2 separate regions of the Homo sapiens genome follow, and region 2 is linked to region 1. The links are chromatin loops, found by intact Hi-C in ENCODE. Cell type or tissue: sigmoid colon. All regions are shown on one strand. Each heading gives the region's core, and the rest is flanking DNA. Links, peaks and the distances in the headings are about the cores only.

Evidence for each region. Peaks named below come from ENCODE experiments on the same cell type or tissue, not always from the same donor. Only the 100,000 strongest peaks of a DNase experiment are listed, where the experiment ranks them.
Region 2: a loop joins it to region 1, with 4 times the contacts of the local background. A loop is called at or near these places in 2 of 110 quality-filtered maps.

The regions. Positions count from the first base shown.
Region 1 is chr2:237,372,279-237,383,262 of GRCh38, forward strand. It overlaps COL6A3 (collagen type VI alpha 3 chain), which reads right to left. Exons shown (of 44, transcript NM_004369.4): 5 at 8,637-9,221; 6 at 6,358-6,957; 7 at 4,494-5,066; 8 at 2,134-2,742; 9 at 1-59. Among named protein-coding and RNA genes, the nearest start is that of COL6A3, 36 kb to the right of the region's middle. In sigmoid colon, for the core only: no CTCF peak of the experiment used is centred there; DNase peaks (open chromatin) are centred at 2,583 and 6,603.
Region 2 is chr2:237,319,832-237,330,815 of GRCh38, forward strand. It overlaps COL6A3 (collagen type VI alpha 3 chain), which reads right to left. Exons shown (of 44, transcript NM_004369.4): 43 at 5,729-5,893; 44 at 4,187-4,983. The coding sequence ends at 4,943. Among named protein-coding and RNA genes, the nearest start is that of COL6A3, 89 kb to the right of the region's middle. RefSeq lists an enhancer at 4,677-5,876. In sigmoid colon, for the core only: no CTCF peak of the experiment used is centred there; DNase peaks (open chromatin) are centred at 2,077, 5,190, 6,950 and 7,161; H3K27ac peaks cover 5,090 bases.

The DNA.
Region 1 (10,984 bases), core at 1,976-9,975:
AGGCCCGGCACTTTGGGACCCATCGATGAGAAAGACCACGTCCCTCTTGCCACCAACACCTGCGAAACAAATGTGAGCATGGCTTCACCTTCATCGTCACCAAATTCTTAGCGTTCATGAGCCACCGCCCAGTTTGTCATGGATTCACAGGCAGGGGATCCTAACACCAATCACCACTGTTAAAAGTCCAAGAAGTGGGAGTCCTGGGCATTTCAGTGTTTACACATCAAAGAGAAGGGGAGCAAAGGATGAAAAACCCGACGGAGGCAGAATCAGAAGAGCCTCATCAGCACCAGCGAGGATGGTACTTGGGAAGGACGTGACCTGCACTGCATCAGGTGCTGCTCAGGGACCCGAGGGTCAGCCACTGGGCTTCGCCAGAGACAGGGACCTTGTCAGATGGAGTGACCTCAACTGGAGCACTTGGGGGAGGAGCAAGGGTGAATGACAAAGTAGGGTGGGCTCAGAGAGGATGGGAGGAAAGGAACTTTAGAGTATAGATAAGTCTTTAGGAGACAGGTGCTGCTGGCAGGGGAAGTGGCGCATCAGAGAGGGTGTTTAAGAGAGAAGAAGCAATGCATTTTATCATGGATGGAACCATCCAGCACAGTGGAGAAAGGGTGACACAAGAGCAAGAAAGGGAACTGCAGATGGTGCCACTGAGCAGGTGAGAGGAAAGGGAGCTGAGGAAGCGGAGACAGGCCACCCAAGGAACCACGGGATGACGTGGCCGGGGACAGCTCTCTTTGGGTTTACTTGCATTTTCTTGGAGAAATAGGACTCAAGATTACCAGCTGAGAGTCAGGTGGGTCAGGAGAGGTGTGAGAGAAGCCTCCGAATGGGGAGAAGGGGGAAAGAGGGAGGCTGTTCTGGAGCGCAGGAGAGTGAGTGGGCAAAGAGCCACAGCGTTGTGGAAATGTACGTTCCTGACAACAGAAGCTGCACCCGCACTGTGACAATATTCCCAAAGTCCATCCTCGGCAATCTGGGGCCAAGACACAGCATCACAGAGGCCTCCTGCAGGCAGATACATTTTGGAAATGTTGCATTTCCTTTCTTGTGTTGGAGACACACAAAGCGCCTTAGTTAGGAAGAAAGAAAGCCTCTTTCACTTTGTTTATCCCACTGTTGCCCAAATTTACCTGATCATAAATGCTCAGGAACATCCCACAGAAACCTGGTGGGCCACACTGCTCTCTTCCCCAGGCACCAGCGAGGAGAAACCAAGCCCCTCTCAGTTGCACCCAAATAATCATCCTCACCTCCCTCATCACCCACTGTATCCTGCAGTGATTTCCTTTCACTTGCTTTTACTCCTTCCTCCGCTCCTCCCCAACTTTCCTTCTTTTCTCTCCTCTTGGAAGAGCAGGCAAGTGAGTGCATATGAGGGAGCAAGGCCGCATCTGCCTCCTTCGCCACTGTGAACCCCCCCCACCCGAGTGACCCGGGAGAGTGGCCCTTGGAGGACATTTATTGAGAGGTAGATATATCTTTCCTCCTTCCTTCTCAGCACCAGGGCTCCCACCATTTTTTAGTTTATTGTACCAGGCCTAGAAAGAGGGAACAGGAAAAAGAAAATAGAATAAACTATGGTCATAAGAGCCAGGTGGCCTTCCTGCCAGTTAAGACACTTCTCAGCACCAAGCAAAGTCAAAATTATCTTCACACCTTGGCTCTGGAGATACCAATATTTCAGAGTCTATGTCCCAGCTTGCAGAGTGTCCCTGGTCAGACTCCTTCCTGCCTCACAGAAGGCTGCTGACCAAACCTACCAGGGGTCGCAGGACTGATACGCAACAGGCGTTATCAGTTAGACGGCCCCTCCCTTTGGATATCTAGACAGAAGCTTTCATGCAAAGTTAAGGAGTCCTGAATTCCAAGCTGCACATATGTCCCTTTTGGAGAATTTAATTTGCCCCAAAACATGAATCTTAGCATCTCCCCCCTTGAACCTCTGCCATTTCTGCCCATCGAGGCCAAAAAGGGCATGTGGGTTCCTAAATTTTCCTGTAATTTTAGTTTTCACTTCACATGGCAGGAAAAGCAAAATTGAGAACACCTTGTGGCCCACAGTCCAGACAAGTAGCCCCAGACAATGACACTGAGTGAGGATGCAAAGAGTTCCCTGCGTACCTGGGCTCGGTAGAGGCTGCAACACCGGCTGCAGCCTGCTCAGCTCCTCGCGGGTGAGCTGGGTCACCCTCTCAGAGATGACCTGTTGGACGGTCCCCAGCTGGCGAAAGGTGGGAATGGCCACGGCAAAGTCCGGGATGAAGGAGATGGTCTGCATCTCTGTGATGTCAGCGTTCCCGATGCCAATGCCAATGGGCACAGCCCCACCCCTCTTCACGACCACGGAGGGGTTCCGCACATCATCCCCAGACCTGTCGGCCGTGAGGACGATCAGCAGCTGGGGCACACCTTCTGTTATCCTGCTTCCCGCAGAGCTGACCAGGATGTTCCTCAGGACAAACTCCAGGGCGGCCCCGGTGTTGGGGGTCGGCCCTCCCAGCAGGGTCAGCTGGCGGACAGCGTTGACGACGTCCTGCTTGTTCATGTATGAATTCAGGTAGAACTCGGGCCTGGTCCGGTCGCTGTACTGCACCACGGCCACGCGGACCCGGTCCTGGCCCACATCCAGGCTTTCCACCACTCTCTGGACAAACTCTTTCAACAGAGGGAAGCCGCTCCTGACGCCCTCAGAGCCATCAAGCAGAAACACCACGTCCTTTTCACCTGAAACTGGGAGGAGGACAGCCTGGTAACTCACACAGGACATCAGAGCAGCAATTTCATATCAACGAGGTGGGCTGCATAAGAGCATCACAGGGATGTCCAAGTCCAAATCCCCGAACTTGAGAAAAGGACTTTGCAGATGTGATTCAGGTAAGGATTTGGGGATGGGGGGATTACCCTGGAATTAGCCAGGTGGGCCCAATGTAATCAATCACAAGTGTCCTTATAAGAGGGGGTAAGAGGGTCAGAGTTAGAGAGAAGATGTAAGGATGGAAACAGAAGTCAGAGAGGAGAGAAAGTGCCAAGCTGCTGGCAATGAGGATGGAGGATGGGGCCAGGAGGCAAGGAATGCAGGCAGCCCCTGGAGGCTGGAAAAGGTGAGCAGATGAAGAATCCCTTAGAACCTGCAGAAAGAACACAGCCTGTTGACACCTTGATTTTAGCTTAGCAACACTGGTTTCCAATTTCCAGCCTTCAAAACTGTCAGATAATAAGGATTTTTGTTTTTGTTTTTGTTTTTGTTTTGCAGTGGAGGGGTCGGGGGGTGGACAGAATTTCGCTCTTGTCGCCCAGGCTAGAGTGCAGTGGCGCAATCTCAGCTCACTGCAACCTCCGCCTCCCGGGTTCAAGTGATTCTTCTGCCTCAGCCTCCAGAGTAGCTGGGATTACAGGCACCCGCCACCACACCCAGCTAATTTTTGTATTTTTGGTAGAGACAGGGTTTCACCATGTTGGTCAGGCTGGTCTCCAACTCCTGACCTCAGGCAATGGGCCCGCCTTGGCCTCCCAGAGTGCTGGGATTACAGGTGTGAGCCACCGCACCCGGCCTGTTTTGTTTTTGGCCACTAAATTTGTGTTACTTTGTTATAACAGCAATGGGAAACTAATACACCAATATAGGGACCCCTTTTATTTTGGAACTTTTCAATGCTTGAAGAGTATTGTTAGCTTTCAAAGATGTATTCAAGAAAAAACTTGGGATGGGAGGAGAGACATGAGATGGCAGCACCTGCACAACCACTAGCATTTTATCGATGGGAGGTTTCAATTGAGTTGCTGCAAGTCACAAGTGGGTTAATGGGAGGAAACGGAACCCAGATGTCGGAGTTACCATCCCAAGCCAACGGCCAATGGGCCCAGTAATCAAAGGAGAGGCTCTGGAGTCTTCATTTTTCATCAAAAGGCATACAGGGGAAATTACTCTCTTCACTGCATTTTTATCACTAAATTAAAGGGGTTAAATGAAAAGTCATGGCAGTGTCAATTAGCAGTTGGGGGATTTTAATGCAGAGTTTATGGTGGAAAGTTATCTACCTCTTCTACTCCTTTAATTTTTAATGAATGTAATGAAGGAATTATAACAATATAAAGGCATTGGGTGAATATGAAGATGAAGGCTGTTTTAGGTACAATGTAACCATATGATATGGCTTTTATTATGCATACCATAAAAACTGTTTTTAAAAAAGGATTTTAACCACTGATATCTAAATCTTTATAACATGTCTTACTATGAAATAATCTAATGCCCTTAAAAATACTCACCCTCATTCTCCTGAGAGAGCAGCTAGAGAATCAAAGTAAGGAGGGACATCTCATATTCTATTGTTCCTGCTGAAACCAGCAGGTGATTAATTTTCCACCTTTCCTGTAAACTCAAGGAGGGCTTCTATCTAAGGACCAGTGGCCAGCAGCCTACCCTCAACTCATGCATTAGAGAACTGAGTGGCAGAGCAACTAGCATTTCTCTACCATACCTGGTGCTGGTGCTCCGTTGTGCACTGATTTTAAGAGATTCACTATCTGTGGATGAAGATCTCCAATCTTGGGAAGCGACTCTGCAGCCAGGATAAACGCTGGAGACAGCACGATCTGCTCTAACTCAGCAGGGTCTGCGTTCTTGGCTTGGAAGATGAAAGGCACAACCCCACTCTGCTTCAGGTTACTTGCTGGCCCATCCACACGGTCAGATGACCTTCCTGCGACCAGCAGCACCAGGAACTGAAGCACTCCATCCTCGATCCGGCTGCCAGCAGACTTCACAAAAATGTACCTCTGTGCATAGTCCAGCGCGTAGCCCAGGTTGAGGGCTTTGCCCGTCTTGATCTTCATTCTCTTCACAAGATTCAGGATCTCAGGCTTACTCTGGTGCTCATCAAAACGGGACTCCACCTTGACATCATCGCTGTACTGAGCCACCGCAATTCGGGTCCCCTCTGGCTTCACATTGAGCTCATCGATAATCTTGTAGAGAAAGTCACGGACAACAGGGAACTGGCCCACAAGATTGGCTGAGCCGTCAAAGAGGAACAGAATGTCTCGCTTGCTCTCTGCAATGAAGGTAGATTAGGATACAATGAGGGACGAGAGCATAACAGGAACCAAAGCGACTTCAGCCCAGCACCATTTGACAACAGGAGTTGGTGAAACTCATCTGATGACCACTGTGCCAGCAAGAGAAGAGAAAACCCAAATTCATACCACTTGTCTTGAAAATGTCCTATTTCAAATCAGTGCATATTTGCAAAGCTAGTAACTAGAACAGCCTATCCCATCTAGCATCATGCTTCTTCAATAAAGCAAGCCAGGGAAAAGCCCCACTGGGTTGTGTTCTTACATCAGGTGGCAATCGCTCCAGGAAAACAGACAGCAGTTTCAAACTGTTACAAATAAAAGTATTGAAAACATGGCCCTTAATATACCTTTGCTTAAAAAAATTGATCTCAATCTCTAGAAAAAAAAAGGGGGGGCTGATATGGGTCAACCACTCAAAGATAACTGGGTTGCCATGAATCTGCTGTAATTGAATGATCAAATCATTAAATTTGAGGTTACGGGCCAAGACCCACAATAGTGCCCATTACTGCTGTGTGGGTCAGGCTCCTTGTCAATGCTTCCCAATCTGTTGTAATGAGACAATAGGAAACACAGATGACAGGCCCTATGGCACCGCAATGTGTAATGTAAATAACATTCTCAGTTAAAACAGTTCTTAGAACTATTTTGATTAGGTTTCAATTGGTTTAGTCTTGCCATTCATCTGTGTGATGTTAGCAGACTGGTAGATCTGATACAACCATATCTTACCACCATAATAATTTGCAATAATAATAATAAGTTAGCCTTCCCCTAGAAACCATTTTACCATTGCATGAAGATGCACCCTTTGTTTGTTTTATAACAAATAATTTTCTAGATACAGCAGATGTTGAACATTTAAAAATCATGTAAAAATACAATTTCAACGTTTAAATAATCCCAAGGCATATTCATGTAAGAAAAATCTCTCTCTGTCTCCCTCCACCCCATGATCCCCAAATCTGGATTCGAACTCCAGAATCCTCACAGTCATTAGAGGAAAAAAAATCCTTCTGAATAAAGGGTGAGGCAAAATGGACAGAACATAAGCTGGATGTTCTAGACTTTCCTTCGTGAACACCCTTTAGACAGAGTCCAGCCTTGCTGGTACAGTGTCTCAAGTCCCCATTCAAACTATTTCAATGGAAGGGAGCCAATTGTCTTTGTACAGTCCACAGTGCTCTTGAGTTCAGACTGGCAAACTACCCTCCAGGGTGGTGTCTGAGGAAGGAGAGGGAGTTCCCGGCAACAGGGGAGGTTTACCTGGCTGAGCGAGTGGTACTTCCTCCACACCTCCACTAACATATGTGGTTAGGGGCTGAATCAGCTGCTGAGGCAAAGCTGGCAGGGAGCTGAAATCATCCATGAGATACACCAGGCTTGGGTTAAAAGCAATCTGCTCAAGCTCTGCCTTATTCGCCTGGCTAGCTCCCACACAAAAAGTCAGGATGCCCGCGCGTGTCAAGGCGTTGGCAGCTTGCAAATAGGAGTCCTCAGACTGCCCAGCTGTGAGCAGAAGCAGGAGCTGCGGCACGTGTTCACGGATCCTGCTGCCGCCAGCTTCCGTGAAGTGGTTGGCATAGACATAGCTTAGGGCTGAGCCTGTGTTCAGGCCCGAACCTCCCTGGAGCTGCAGCTGCCTCAGATGACCAAGGATATCTGACTTGGTCTGGTATGTGTTTAAAGAGAACTCCGTTACAGGAGTGTCACTAAATTGCACTAAACCAACACGAATATTGTCATTTCCAATATCAAGGCTGTTAACTAGGTTCATTACAAAGTCGCGCACATAAGGGAAATTGGTTTTTCCAACGTTGGCTGATCCATCCAAAAGAAAGATGATATCCCTTTTGTTTGAGTGAACTGCAGTGAAGCACAGAAAAAAAAGTGAGACATACACAACCACGGAGAGTTTTATCATGTGTGCCTACAACACGTGCACACATGCCAACATTTAGAACACAGAGAAAGTCAGCATGGCAAAGCATGTCCATCTTGTAAAATATGGCAGATGGCTGCATATTTTCCTCTGGTGGTGGCTGGTGTTTGTGAGACATATTGGTAGCCGAGTTTACAAAACCAAGTTGGCTCAAAGAGAGCTACAACATCAAAGTTAGAATGTTTACAGACAACAAAAGTGATCAGAATCCTTGAAACCAAACACTCCTTCCCTAAAAATGAATACTATGAAGGTGCTGCATCAGTCCATATCACTCATCCCAGCCAGGTTTAAGTTTGCCTGGCTGGATCCTCTGGGGCTCACCTCTACCCACAAACAGAGGGTCTTCCATCCATAGCTCAGAAGCAGTTAGCCCTCACTAACCTGAGAAAACGAGTTCCTTAAGGCTAAAAAAAATAGCAAAAGTAGGCTGGTCTCATATTGAAGTCTTCTTCAGACTTCCCCGTTTGTCATTCTCCACTGGGACTCTTCTCCTATTAGGAAGTCACAGTCTTGCTAGGCAATCATCCAACAGGGGAATTCCCCCAAAGTGAGATGATGGGACCGTAAATACACAGCAAAATAGAAGGAGACTAGTTGCTAGGCTTGGCCAAACTTATACACATCAAGAATAAAAAGTATAATTCTCAAAATAGTGTATTTGACCCAACACATTTACCATGTGCCTTTAAAATTTTATTTTTTATTTCTTCCCTGATGCCCTACTGTAATTTAGACCTCACAACTAATTGTATCCTAAGTTGAACTTTGGCTATGAAAGTGTGGATTAAAAGTTTTAAGAAAAATTTTAAAAGAGAGAGAAAGAGATGGATATAGAAGACCAGGGAGTGTGAAGAGAAAGCATGCATCCAGGCAGCATGGGTCATGCCTGCATCAGGCAATCCTCTAGTGATCGAGTCTGCAAGGTGGGAAAGCATCATTCTGTGATGCTCATCTTCTCTTCATTAAGGGCAGTGAATTGTATTTCTTCAACTCATTAGCTCATAGATCTGTATAATGTCTTTAAAAATAACTCTCCACTGGCAATCATATTAAATGAGGGATTTGAAGAACCACTAGGTTTGAACTCCACACTTAGCCATTCAATATGCTTTCCCATTGAGGGTAATCCCTTAACGAGAGAGAAGAGAGGGATTAAAAGCTGAGGACACTGTGCCCTAAACAGCTCAGACTGGGGCTGTTTAGAAGTAGATGGACAACTCAGGAAAGGAAAGCTACATCCTGGTGATGAGGAGGAGACTGGACAGAAATCACCAGTAGAAACAGAAGAACACAGGGATCTGACAAGCGATAAGAACTGAGATGTGACCTCCTCGGCCAGAAGCTTCAAAGACAGGTGGTGGCCCATGGTCCTGTGGTTTAAATCATATGGTTCTTATATGAAATTTCATTGCATGACATTGTAAACCATACAATCCTGAACCCAGTGCAAAAGGAAACCTGGAATAAATCATGTTCGTTGCTGCTGTTTTCATCATTTGTTGTCTCTTAGCTAAACACAAACACACTTCATTTTGTTTTGTTCTTAAAGGCCCTGCCTGGAGACCACCCCATTGTGTGTCTGAAGCCATCACCACCATACCTTCAGGGGTTCCAGAGAGGGTCCTGAGAGGTGCCAGCAAGCCAGGCAGCATGCCTTGCAATGGGGCGGCTCGGAACTCAGCTGGGATGAACACCAGGGAGGAGTCGAAAGCGATCTCTTCCAGCTCAGCCTGATCGGCACCCTTGTTCCCAATGGCAAAGGCCATTATGCTGCTTCTCTTCAGCTCCTGGGCAGGCTGGCTGATTTCATCTAGGGACTTACCACCTGTGATCAGCACCAAAAGCTTAGGAATCCCCTCGGCAGCCCGGTAGCCGGCTGAACTCGTGAATAGGTTGTTACGAACAAAGTCTAGAGCAGAGCCCGTGTACAGGGCCGAGCCGTCCAGGGGCTTCATTTTCCGCACAGCGGTTATGACTTCCCTTTTTGTTGGATGGGTATTGAAATAAAATTCAGGCCTCACAGTGTCTGCATACTGGGCCACTGCCACCTGGATAAGATCCTGTCCGATTTCCAGCCTCTGGATGACTTTAGCAATGAAGTCTCGGATGGCATTGAAGTTGGCCAGTCCCAGTGCAGATGAGCCATCCACCAGGAAGACTATGTCTCTCTTGTTGACTTCAATGACTGTAGGTGGCAACATTATAAGGCAATTAGAATGGCCTTACCAAGCACAATCAACAATGACTTTCAACAAAGCTAACTCCATTTAAAGGACACCCTCATTTACTGTGGCCAACGTGACCACAGGGCCACCCCAAAGGGAATTTGTCCTAATGAACACATAAGTTATGGTTGCCTCCCCACCTGCTGGAGGAAAGCTGGCTCACCTTCCACCCTGCCCAGTCAGTACTTTTTACAAAATAGTTGCACAAAAACAAATTTAGTTTTAGTAGCCACCTGTTTTGTATGCTGTCACTGAAAATTCAATAAGTTCTCTTCTGCCGTAAATACACAACTTGGCCAGAGTGAAGTCATTGCTTGAATAATTAAAGAAACCACTGATGTCTGCTCAGAGAACCCTTTGCCTCACAGTCTTCATTTCAAAATGCTCATTGTCAAGTGCAAAAGCTGAAAGAGCCTGCACATCCCTGTTCTCTTCAGTTCTATATTCCCTGTCTTCATTTGACAGACGAAAGAATTACTTAACATAAAACGTATAAAAAGGAAATCAGCATCAAAGCCAGCAAGTGCCGCAAACATTTTTCACTTAAGAGACCTGCGTTTTGGCCAGGCACAGTGGCTCACGCCTGTAATCCCAGCACTTTGGGAGGCTGAGGCAGGTGGATCATCTGAGTTCAGGAGCTCAAGACCAGCCTGGCCAACAAGGGGAAACCCCATCACTACTAAAAATACAAAAATTAGCCGAGCGTGGGGGCAGACACCTGTAATCCCAGCTACTCAGGAGGATGAGGCATGAGAATCACTTGAACCTGGAAGGAGGAGGTTCCAGTAAGCCGGGATTGCACCACTGCACTCCAGCCTGGGTGATAGAGTGAGATTTCATCTCCAAAAAAAAAACAAAAAACCTGTTTTTAAAGATCCTAAGTAATATGACAGTGATAACTTAAAGGCAAACCATAAAGCAAAAACATCTCAATAAGATAACTGTCTCACAGTGACTGTGAACTGCTGTATCCATGTGCAGGCACCCTGCCCATATTGCAAGAACCATGAACTCTGTTAAGACCACAACACCTAACCCAAAAACCTGACAGAGATTCCAAGAAGTAGAGGAACATAAATGATTAAACCTGAGATGGACTGTTTTGCAAAAGAGTCCTCTGTTACTGTATTCCATCAGATAGATTGCATGGCAAGTTGATTTTGTAAAAGCAGACAAAGGAAACAAAGTTTGGGATGAAGGTAAGGAAGAACTTTCTAAGAATCAGAGCTACCTTCTAGAACATATTTTTATTTTTATTTTTATTTTAGGACAGAATCTCACTCTATCACCCAGGCTGGAGTGCAGTGGCATGATCTCAGCTCACTGCAACCTCCGCTTCCTGGGTTCAAGCGATTCTCCCACCTCAGCCTCCTGAGTAGTTGGGATTACAGGTATGCACGACCACGCCCGGCTAATTTTTGTTTTGTTTTGTTTTGTTTGGTAGAGATGGGGTTTCACCATGCTGGTCAGGCTGGTCTCAAACTCCTGACCTTGAGTGATCCACCTGCCTCAGCCTCCCACAGTGCTGGGATTACAAGGGTGAGCCACCACATCCAGCCTAGAACACATTTTTGAAATGCAGTTCATTTCTAGTTGTTTGGACCAGAAGCTGGGAGCGTGATGCCTGGGGTGAGAATCGCTGATACATGCCAAATGAAGACAGCAGTGCCTCATCTGGGTGCTCACCTGTAGCATCAAGACAAGGTCTATGTTCTAAGAGAAG
Region 2 (10,984 bases), core at 1,682-9,681, 53 kb before region 1:
TTAATAAACTCCCTTTCATATATATGTCTATCCTATTAGTCCTGTCCCTCTAGATAATGGTGACTACTACAACCTCCAACCAAAGAGAGATGAGGGTCAGTCCATAAACGTCCAGCTTTCTGTTCCTCGTAGCATTCTCCCCACTTTCTCAGTGGGTTTCCAGGGAGACTGAGCCCCAGTTGCTCTCAAGGGTAACATGCTTTTAGTTAATGCACCATCCCTTGACTTGCCAACTTCTTTGTCTTGCTTCTCAGTGGCCTCATTTGTGCTTCCCACACACCTTCCGAAACAAATGACTGCAGCCAAAACTTGGTCAGGATCTGCTTTCGGGGAACTCAACATAAGACTGGTTTATGAATGACCAGTCAGCTTCTTCAACTACAACTCCTATCAAATGTAACTGTTTTAAATGGGGTCTTTCAAAACAAATATTCTTTCCCAGATATACAAGTTCTGACAATTTCTTTTTATTGTGCTATTTCTGTTTCTAACATCTCTTATAAAATTCATGTAAATGCTGGGAATTTACTAGTCTCTTGAAATCAAACATGCATAGCTAGCTCCCTTTGCAGATGCCCAAATGCCTTCTCTTAGATGACTTTTTGCAACAGCAGCATGGTTTTCACAGAGACATCTGACATAGGCAGGAAAACAATATCAGTTTTCCAGGTTGAGCGATACTTGGGTGGTGTCACCATCATGCACAGAGGCCCTTGAATCACTGGCCTTTTCCCATCACTCATGACCAAATGCCTTCAAGCTTTGACTACTAGATTCCAAAATACTACTTCTTTGGTGTTTTGGTCTTTAGCAGATTTATACCCACCATAAAGTTGGGTGGAAGACTAGGGAATACCACGGAAAAGGATTTCTGAACTGGCTCTGCATGGGATCTCAGGAATGCTGAGGGGTGGCCCAAAGCTGGAGAGCATGATTCCAAGAAAGCAGGAAGACCCCAGGAATCCCATGGCTCTTACAGCAGCTCACCATCAGTATTCATCTCCCAGGGAAGGGGAGGCACAGGCAGCGGCAAAGCTCAGACCCAAACTAAACCGAGGAGGGGTATGGCAGAGGGCAGCCTCTGGACTGGGCCCCCTGGCCTGGCAGTGTCAGCAGTCCCCAACTTCTCCGGAAGCCACACCCAGATAGGTGGAACCCTGAGAGCCTGGCTCATGAAGAGCAGCTAGGTCCAGCTGGAAATCTGACAACAATGGAAATTTGGCAGGAAAATACGAACCATCTCCTAAAAATGAACCACCATGGGGAAAGAAATTTAAAATGGTTCTTGAGGGTTCAAAACATTGGCTTTCTACAAAAAGCCTGGCACCCATTCATAAGTGCTGTGATTTCTTTTTAATTATGCAGAAAATCGTTGAGGGAATGAAAGTATAAAGCACTTGTATTTAAAAATCCAGCAAAGCTGCTGTTGAAAGGATTGAGATGTGCTCACAGTTGAGCACAAATAGACGTCCTCGTGACTCGGCCTTGGAGCCCAGGCAGGCCATACTCAGCCCAGGCCACCTTCTGCGCAAGCCCTCAATGCGTGCCAGAGCCCCCAGCTTCTCCAAGTTCTTTCCTAAGCCAGAGCAGCTCAGGATAATGAGAAGAGATGGAAAAGACTACAATGAAAGGAAGGAGAAGGATAGAGACTTGCTGTCTGAGAAAGAGTGACGGAAGGTCTTGGGGAGGGTCATGTGGAGGGCATGCTTTGTTCTGGGAAAAGACACATGGCTTAGATCTGACTTCCAGAGAAAGAGCCAGAAACATCTAGAGAATGGCAGTGAGCGTCCCACAGGAGCCAACCTTGGAACTCTGAGAGGGCTTCTGGGTCACCATAACTTGCCCAGATCCTCCATTAGAACATAGCTGGGTGAAAAGGACCACTCTGACCCTCTGTTTCATCATCTTTAAAACTGGAACAATGACCGCTACTGAACGGCACCACCTAAGATGTGTGTGAAACACCTAGTACAGCACCTGACCCACAAAGGCTTCTGGATAAAGGTGCGCTGTGTTCGTTACGGTCACACCAGCTGCTAGAACAGCCCAAGACCTCAGTCTCTTACTTCAATAGAAGTTTATTTCTTAGTCACAAAATCCAAAACAGGTTTTCTTTATTGGCAGGCCACCTTCCACGGGCCAGGCTGGAGGCTTCCCCAGAGAGAGCTGAGTGGATATGAGGGTCAGGGACATGTCAGGGTTCAAGAAAGGACACAGAGTCCTTGGCATAGTCTGGCAGAAGAATGTCTTGGGAAGAGAAATCCACGAGCTGTCAAGGGGTCAGGAATCCTGCAGCTCAGATCATGTTTTGCTGAACCCTAAGTTAGGACAGACAATGTAACAAAGGATTTTGTTTTATTTGCTCTGTGGGAATAAATGGGAGAAACTGCCCATCCACCACCTGAGCACCTTGCCTTACCCTAAGTTAGCAGCACACACAGCTTAACCAGCCACTCACCTGGACTTACATCACTTCCTGCTTCTCCTGAGTCAGGTGAGATGGTGGGTGTGATTGTCCCAGCAACCTTGAGCAGCCAAGGGACACACACAGAGAAGCAATGCATAGATAGAGTGAACCAAGAATGGCAGGGATGGGCATGCTGGCAACAGGAGGTGGAAAGGGAGAGAGGGTTCTGGAGCCCTTGGAAGTGAGTCTCCTAGTGATGGGCCCTGCCCCAGTCTATTGTAACACACCTTGAGCAGACCATCTAGGTATGTTACAAATATTGGTGTCCTACTCCTGTACCTTGGGCCTGACTACTCCCCCAAGTTCCACATGGGAGTATCTGCAGGTCTTTGCCAAGAACATTTTCTTACACTACAGAAGGCCCCTTTGCCAGTGTGCCTGCAAGCCAAGAGGACCAGAGCATGAATGCCTCAGTGACCCGTGGAAACAGGTGTATGACTACCCAAACTCCTTCAGCCCTCTGCTGGCCTACGAGGTGCAGTGCCACAGGTGCACCTCCCAGGGTTTCCCCGAGGGATTGGGCTCTGGGCACCCACAGTGGACGCTGACTATACACCTCTTAACAGTGCTCTCCCTTTGCTTGTCTCACTCCCCACTTCTCAGCCACTCAGTGACTTCCTTCACCTCCCAAATAAACTACTCACACCCATATCCTTAGTCCTAAGGGCTGCTTCCGGAGGAACCCAAAAAGTAAAACCAGATTGTGATGCTCATTTTAGGTCCATAGCAGATCAAGTCAATGGGGGTGGCGGGGGCAGGGATCCCTTGGGAAGTGGAGCACTCAGCCCACCGCTATGGGAGCTGGGCCCACAGCTCTCTGCTCCGCAAGTTCCTGCAAGAGGCTGGTGTTGGGTGCCTGGCAGATCCCAGGGTTGGTCACCAAGGGTCACAGCTCAGAGCACACTGACCTGAGCACCCCATGGTAGCTGCCGAGATAGAAGAGGACTGGGGAGGAGGTCATGGCGACCTTGTGGGGACTAAGTGGCGCTTCTGAAGAGGGCCACACTCCTCTCTCCTTTCCCAATAGACCAACTGGCAAATTCATCCCGATTTTACATAAAACATTTCTGCTGACACCCAAGATTCCTGTAATTCTACCCTCAGCACTTGTCAGGACATATGTATTTTATCCAATAAGTTGTTTCCTTTGTAAGTGGAACTCAAGTGCCACCTGAATATGTATTTGTTGGTTTCTTGTATTATTTCTGAAGAGAGAAAAAAACAGTCTTTAAGAAAAACAAAAAAATGAAAGACCTTGTGCTTTGAGACTCCAGAAAAGGGGTTGGGGGTCGTGGGGCAACACTGAATCTCTCAGCCATTGTGAGAGGAAGCAAATCAACCCCCTGGGAAAGGATCACTGTGGAGAGGAAGACAGGAGGAGGCTGAGGCTCTGAGGGCCAACCAAGAGTCAGAGGAAAAGATAGAAGCCAGCCTGACTCTGAAAATCAGAAACACTGCCGGGACCCAACAGCAGGAACACCTTCCGCTCGGCCATGGAGCACTGGAGCATGTGGGGCTGAATCCACAAAGCGGGGGATGCTTGTCTCCAGCCGGTCTCTTTGCACACTGGCTGATAAAGCTCTTTTGCCTCCTCCACTGGAAACGAAAGGCTGTTGCACAGCTCCATGGGGCCAGAACCAAACCCAGTTTCCCCAGCCTAGGGGTGATTCTGACAATCGCTGCTATGGAAACAAGACTGCCAAGAACGTCACACCCAGGAAACTTTCAATATACTTTATTAAAAAGTTTCTTTGTATAAATTTCCTAAACATTTTAAAATTAAAATTAAATCCCCTCCCTCCAGCACACACAAAAAAAAAACACACAACATTAGAGGAATGCCAAAAATATTCTCTATTACAACTTTTTTAAATTCTTTAATTAAGGCATTGGTCCCAACGGTGCACATAGATTAAGGGATTTTGCTTCCTTCTGAACTAGATCATTTGTTAGAGGCTTCAGAAAAAGAAAATTAGCTTGAAATCTAGTCTGGGAAATTGGGGGCAGGGAATGAAAAAGTTGGTCTCTTGTTTCTCCACGATACACAGGCTTCCCATCTAAAGTCATGCTTAACTAAAAGGGAAAAAAAATGAACCAAGCAAAAGTATATAGAGTAGCCGTGACATTTGCATTATTTTCTAGACTTTACATTTGCCTGCAACAGGCATAACATGAAACTCCAGAGGGAATTTGGATTGATAGGAATGTTCACATAAACACCAGCAGTGGCTAACTGTTACACAACATTCAAAGTATTCGAGAGAACTGCCTGGAGACAGAGAGCGAGGGTCCACAGACACATTAGCACCATACTGATAGGTCATGCAGCAGGATGTTCCCTCCCGAGTTCGAGTGTAAATCAAAGCATGAAATGATACAGTGCAAGGGAATCTACACCCGGAGCTTCTACAGAGACAAGTTGGCGATGGCTGACTCCTTCTTCTTCAAGAGGTATATGATGTTGGCCACCCACGCTTAGGTTCCCATCACACTGATGACTCCGGGTTTGGCGAGCACTGAGCGTCGAGAGAGGGGGTGGGTGGGGTGAGGTGAGGAGCCGAGAGAAGAGAGGAAAAGCCACATTACTGACCCAAAAGGGCACTGTCATTATCATGACACAGTCCCGCAGCCTCTGGTTTCCATCACCTGTCCCACTTTTCTACTCAGTACCATCAAAGGCCCTCTGTGACGTTCTTGGCCTGGGGCCCCGGGGCCCAGGGATGTCTGGGAAATCTGATCCCATTCTTTTGCCCTGCACCATCTACCAGGCCTTTATACGAACTGAACTCTCCCCATTCTGGCACTGACCCCAGGCTCTGTTCAAAGTGTTTATTTTATTACCAGTTGAACTGCACAATATAATGGAGATACTGGATGGCCCCAGTGACAACATTGTTATTTATAGGAAGCAAAACTATTTAAAAGATAAATTTGTGGGGGTTGTTTATCTTTGGCGTTATCTGTAGTTGTTCATTATATTATCTTCCCAGGAATCATTTTTGGTGCAATATTTTACAAATAACAGCAACTTAGTAACATTTCTGAAGAATGACAAGGGACAATATGTTTTTAGAAACCCAAAATAGGAATTCAAAAAGACATTTCATGGGTTGTATTTGAACGTCTTCCTTATCTGAGGATACACTTTATCTTCTTTTTCACATGTATCATAATCATTGCACTTCTAATATTTTTCAAGGTGACTTATTGACCTGAATCTCTTATTTGCAGAAGCCATAAACACAAGGAAGAATCACTTACCAGGAGCGCAAACCTTTTCACATTCTTTCTGTGATCCAAATTTGTTTTCGTTTCCACCACAACCTCCATACCAGAATCTTGCACAGCTTTTGGTGTTTGGATCATAGTACCATTTTAATATGAAATCCCTGCAAGTTCCTTCGTCTTTCGGCAACTTGCATATATCTTTAATAAAAACATGAGAAAAGGATATTAATGAGAACATGCGTGTTACTCGGCTCCCAGTGCTGGGGCTGACAGTCTGATGACCCTACTGTGGCAGAAGGAAAAAAAAGAAGAGCTTCCAGGTGAAAACTCCCTTAACCTGCTCAAATCTCCATTTCCTCACTGCCATATGGACATAGGAATTGCTTACAGCCTTGTGAGAGATAGATGAAATTATATCAATGAAAGGGCTTCATAAACAGCACTCAGAATCCCAAATGCTGGCAATGGTTATTGAATAATTTTAAATGAAATGAATTGTTTTTCCCCTTTCCAATCACTGGGCCATTTGCCCTCCAAGTCCTTCCATGTTAAATCCCCAGAAAAGAAACTGAATTTTAAAACCTCAGGGTTTTATAATTCTTGGCAAAATGGAAATTCGATTCTGTTGGGATATAGTTCAAAAATAAGGCTCTACCTTTCATTACAAGCCAAGTAGACTGAAAATTAAAGGTAAAGCAGAAAAGAAAATCCTTTATGAGTGTGTGTGTGTGTGTGTGTGTGTGTGTATGCACGTATGTGTGGTAGCCAAGAGCCTTTGTGACCTGCCAAATGAAACACGTAAAACAAAGAGCTAGCACTGATGTAAAATTCATGATGGCAAAAATGTCACATAGCAGAACTATTTTGAAGACAGAGAAGCATTCTTTTCCCAGTTAAGGAAGTTTATGTTTCCAATGCACACGTCTGATGTAGCCCAGCTGCAAAGTAAAGCAAAGGTCCCCTCGACGCCTGGAGAGAAGAGTTTACAGTTCACACACAGCACGACTCCTGTTTACAGAGTTTTCTGGCAAACTCCAGATTGTTCTGGGAAAGAGAAGCATTGATGTCAACTGTTATCTGTAAGTTTGAAAACGTAAACCTTCTTTCTCCAAAACTCCCTGGAGCCAATAATTCTGCATGTTCCTGTGAGTAGCTAACAGGCTGGAATTATCCAGCTCTCCCCTACAAAGAGATGCTTCTCCATCTCCTTTGTCCCCAGCGAGGCAGGCTGCTCACAGCTGCGGAGGTGGTGAGCATCTGTGCTTCAGATAGATACCAAAAAGGACAAGGAAAACCTAAGTCTTCAGTGGATAATCATAGCTTGGATCACCCACGATGGACCAGACTCAAAGGTGCACAGGACTGAGGCTCAGAATTGGTCTAAAACATTTCCTGGTTGCTGCTGTCACCCAAATTCCAGGCTGGTGGCTGGTGGCTCCACAGTTACAACACCTCCTAGTTGCAGACGCTCTCAGGGCCCAGAAAGCCAGTGGTCCCCACGAGAGCCTTTGAAGACTCCAGGAAGTCAGAATAAAATGAAGACAATTTACAAAAACAACCTTCTTTCTCTCAAATATGCCAATAACTGAAGGAAAATGCCTGGCTGTCAAGGAAGGTCCTGGAGAGAACTGACAAGGCAAGGTAATTTAACCATCAAAATTTATTCCTCATTTACTGGTGGCTTCCCTGTTAGCGTGAGGCCGGCGTCAAATGATCTCCCTATTCTTCCTTCCTTCCCAGAGCGTTGGCCAATGGACCCTATTTGCTCTATTTTATTTGTTTCAAGTGCACTTCAGTCCTGACCATCTGTGTTTAGCTGTTCAATTCCCAGTCCCCTGGGCTCTGCTGAACCAGTCACGAGAGGTCTGCCCAGAGCCACGGACACCCAGCCCATGAGTGGCCTCACAGCAGCACACTCCACTCCCCGTCTGATTGGCTTCTCCAGCTTCCTTGGCCCTCCACCCTAGCCCTCCAGTTCCACACCACGGCACTGGTGTTTTCTGCCCTTATTTCAGTGAGAGTCACTACTGAGACCCTGTAAGATTTACTAGTGGAAAATAAGGACACTGTTACTGTGGACAAGAAGATATTTGGAAAACCAAGAGAAATATATTAGTGAGGTGAGAACCCGGCACTATTCAAAGACAAAAACCTGTACTTCTCTACTTCTGAAGCATGAAAACGGAGGATTTTATGTTCTTAAGAAGGCTTCTAATGCAAACTCCACATAATCTTGACTTCTGAGACATGTCGTTTTGGCTGGACTCTACTCAGCTATGAGTGCATATGTTAAAGCAACTGTTTTAAAGCAAAAAAAAAAAAAAGTATTTAAATGTCCTGGAGTACCAAGGGAGATGGCTGGCCCTCGTTGAACTTAACCTGGACTTTTCCCTAGAACGACACGTCTTTGGATGCAATAGTTGTTCATCTTTTCCCTCTGAAATCAGTCTGCCCCCCAGGTATAACCTGTAGGAAGCTAGAGCCTTCTCTTTATGTGAGAGGAGCGCATGGCTGAGTCTTCCTTAATTTGCTCTTCTTTATTATTGAGAACCTAGTGGGAGCCTAAAAGACAATGGGGACTGAAAATTATCCACAACCTTCCCCGGCTTCCTAACCTAGAATACCAATGTAACTAAGTTTGCTTGGAAAACAGAGAGGGGAAAGGCTGCCTGACTCAGACCACTGTCTGCTGAAACTTCCTTACTATTGGTCACTGGGCTTCAGGAAAGTAACCAAATAGAAGAGAGGAAATGGAGGCAAGCACAATGTTAGGTTAAAACCCTGTTCTGGGAATCCCACCTGTTCCCAGAAGCCACAGGTGCCTACCTAGAACATCCTAAAAACAACCATTCAAAAACACTGGGGCGCAAGGCACCCTAAGCCCCACAGTCCATTTTTGTAATAATGATGTGCAGGAGTGGATGTGCATGTGCGATGCATGCACCTTCCCACAAGCAATAATATTCATAGAAAAAAATAGGAAGGCTATGCATCGGGTCACTATTGGTTTTCATCAAAAGCCAGCAATGCTGTCACAATGAGAATCGTGTAATATATTTCTCTGTACCTCCTGAATGCTTGACAATGCATATCTGTTAACTTTATAATCAGCAAAAAATATATGTATTCTTCAAAGTGGAAAACATATTGATTGGAAAATCTTGTCTTTTTCATAGTTTGATATTCCCATAGTGTTTCAATGCATTTTTAAAGGCATCAGCTTTGACATTTCCCAAACATATTGATTTCCAAATCACGATGTAAGTACTTCCTTGAGCAAACTGAAGGAAGACAGACTGAGAGGTGTTTATGCTGCAATCATCAACATGTTCCTCATCAGTTTAATGGTCCCCAAAACAAGAAAATTCAATCACCTTCTCACTCGGCATTGTTGTTACAGTATAAAGTACTTCCATACCTTGGATGCAGGTATGATTTGCCTGAATGAAAACACTTTCCGCCGTCTACATTTTGAGCATTGGTCAGTTCAAAGGGTACCAAGGAAACTTACCAAATTTTTAACTTACTTAATTTATTTACTTATTTAGATACTGAGTCTCACTCTGTTGCCCAGGCTGGAATGAAGAGGTATGATCTCAGCTCACTGCAACCTCTGCCTCCCAGGTTCAAGTGACTCTCCTGCCTCAGCCTCCTCAGTAGCTGGATTACAGGCATGAGCCATCATGCTTGGCTAATTTTTGCATTTTTAGTAGAGACAGGGTTTCACCATGTTGGCCAGGCTGGTCTCGAACTCCTGACCTCAAGTGATCCTCCTGCCTCAGCCTCCCAAAGTGCAGGGATTATAGGCATGAGCCATCACACCCGGCCAATTTTTAACTTTATTTTAAAATGTAGCTGTGGTTAAATTTTACTCTTTCAGATCTTGACCAACAGACTTCTATTTTTTAAGACTTCAAGATAAAAAACACTCCTTTGGGCTCATCATAACCCACACATGACAACTAACCAGAAAACATCCTCACACAGCGATGAACAACAGACAGCCTGGAGAGGACCATTTCCTAAATCCCTGTAGCTATTTAACTTACTTCAGCTGTGGGATTAGTTTGTTCTTTAAATTATTATTAACATAAAGTCAGGTATTTCCCCCAAATATACCATTTTATGCTAATTGATGATATATATTCACATGGAACATGGCCAACCAAATACTGTATTGTATCCAATATAAGAGCTCTTAATTTTATGATGCACCATTATTTTATGTTCCACTAAGTAACACAAAATGCTACCAATAAACCATGATATATTGTCAATTCTAAGTCACATTTCAGTTTCAGAAGTGTCCCAATGAGAAGAAAATTGTGCATCTTAGAATCAATAAGTAAAACGTTAGTAAACACAAAATGATGGTTCCTTCAGGGCTATACAATTGGCCCAGTCATGTCTACTCGGACAAAATGTGATCAGTTCTACAGATTGCTAATTTCAAGAATAAATAATAAAGGACATGGTGATTTTGTTAGTTGTTTTGTCTAGTTTCTGCATTGAAACTTCTTTAACACAGGTGATTAAGCCAATAATTTAGGATTCATTTTGCAATACTGCAAAAAGTAAATTTTAAGTTAGATTTTTGTTGTTGTTGTTGTTGTTTAGAAATTCTAGACAGTCTTAGCTTTAATAGTAATATGCATAGAAAATATCTATCCAAAGCTTCCTTAGCTAAAAATGAGAAGGGAGAAGAGGGAGGTGGTAACAAAAGCCTGAAACCAAAATTAGCAACTACGTAGCACTGTCAAAATCAGCAGCGACAAAGCAGGTGGCAGAAAGGCCCAGCACACCCATGCTTTCAGGAGGCCACGGTAACGAATGAAAGATCCACTGCTGCTCACTGCCATTTACAGGCAGCAGATGTGTGACAGAAAAGTGGCTGGAGCATAATTCTTTTAGATGCCGAGCAAAGCAAAAAGTGGAGTGAGATGTTTTTGTGGGGGTTCATTTGGTTTTATTTAAAAAAATACAAATATTAACCACTGAAAATCAAATCATGTAATATTGTAAAGCTGGAATCCTGAGTGGTTGCTAACGATGCCCTAGGTATATTAATGGAATCAAGGCCTGTTAACAGAATCAACCTTCATCTCAAAGGCGAGAGTCTCCCTGCCACATACCAAACAGGGCCAGATCTTATGGAGGACAAAAAATGCCCCAACCAGACTGCCCTCGCATTACATGCCTGACTCACATTCCTGATAAACAAGCATCTATTCAATGTGACTGTCAAAATGGGCAAACATTAACATATGCAAACGAAAACCAATGGTAACA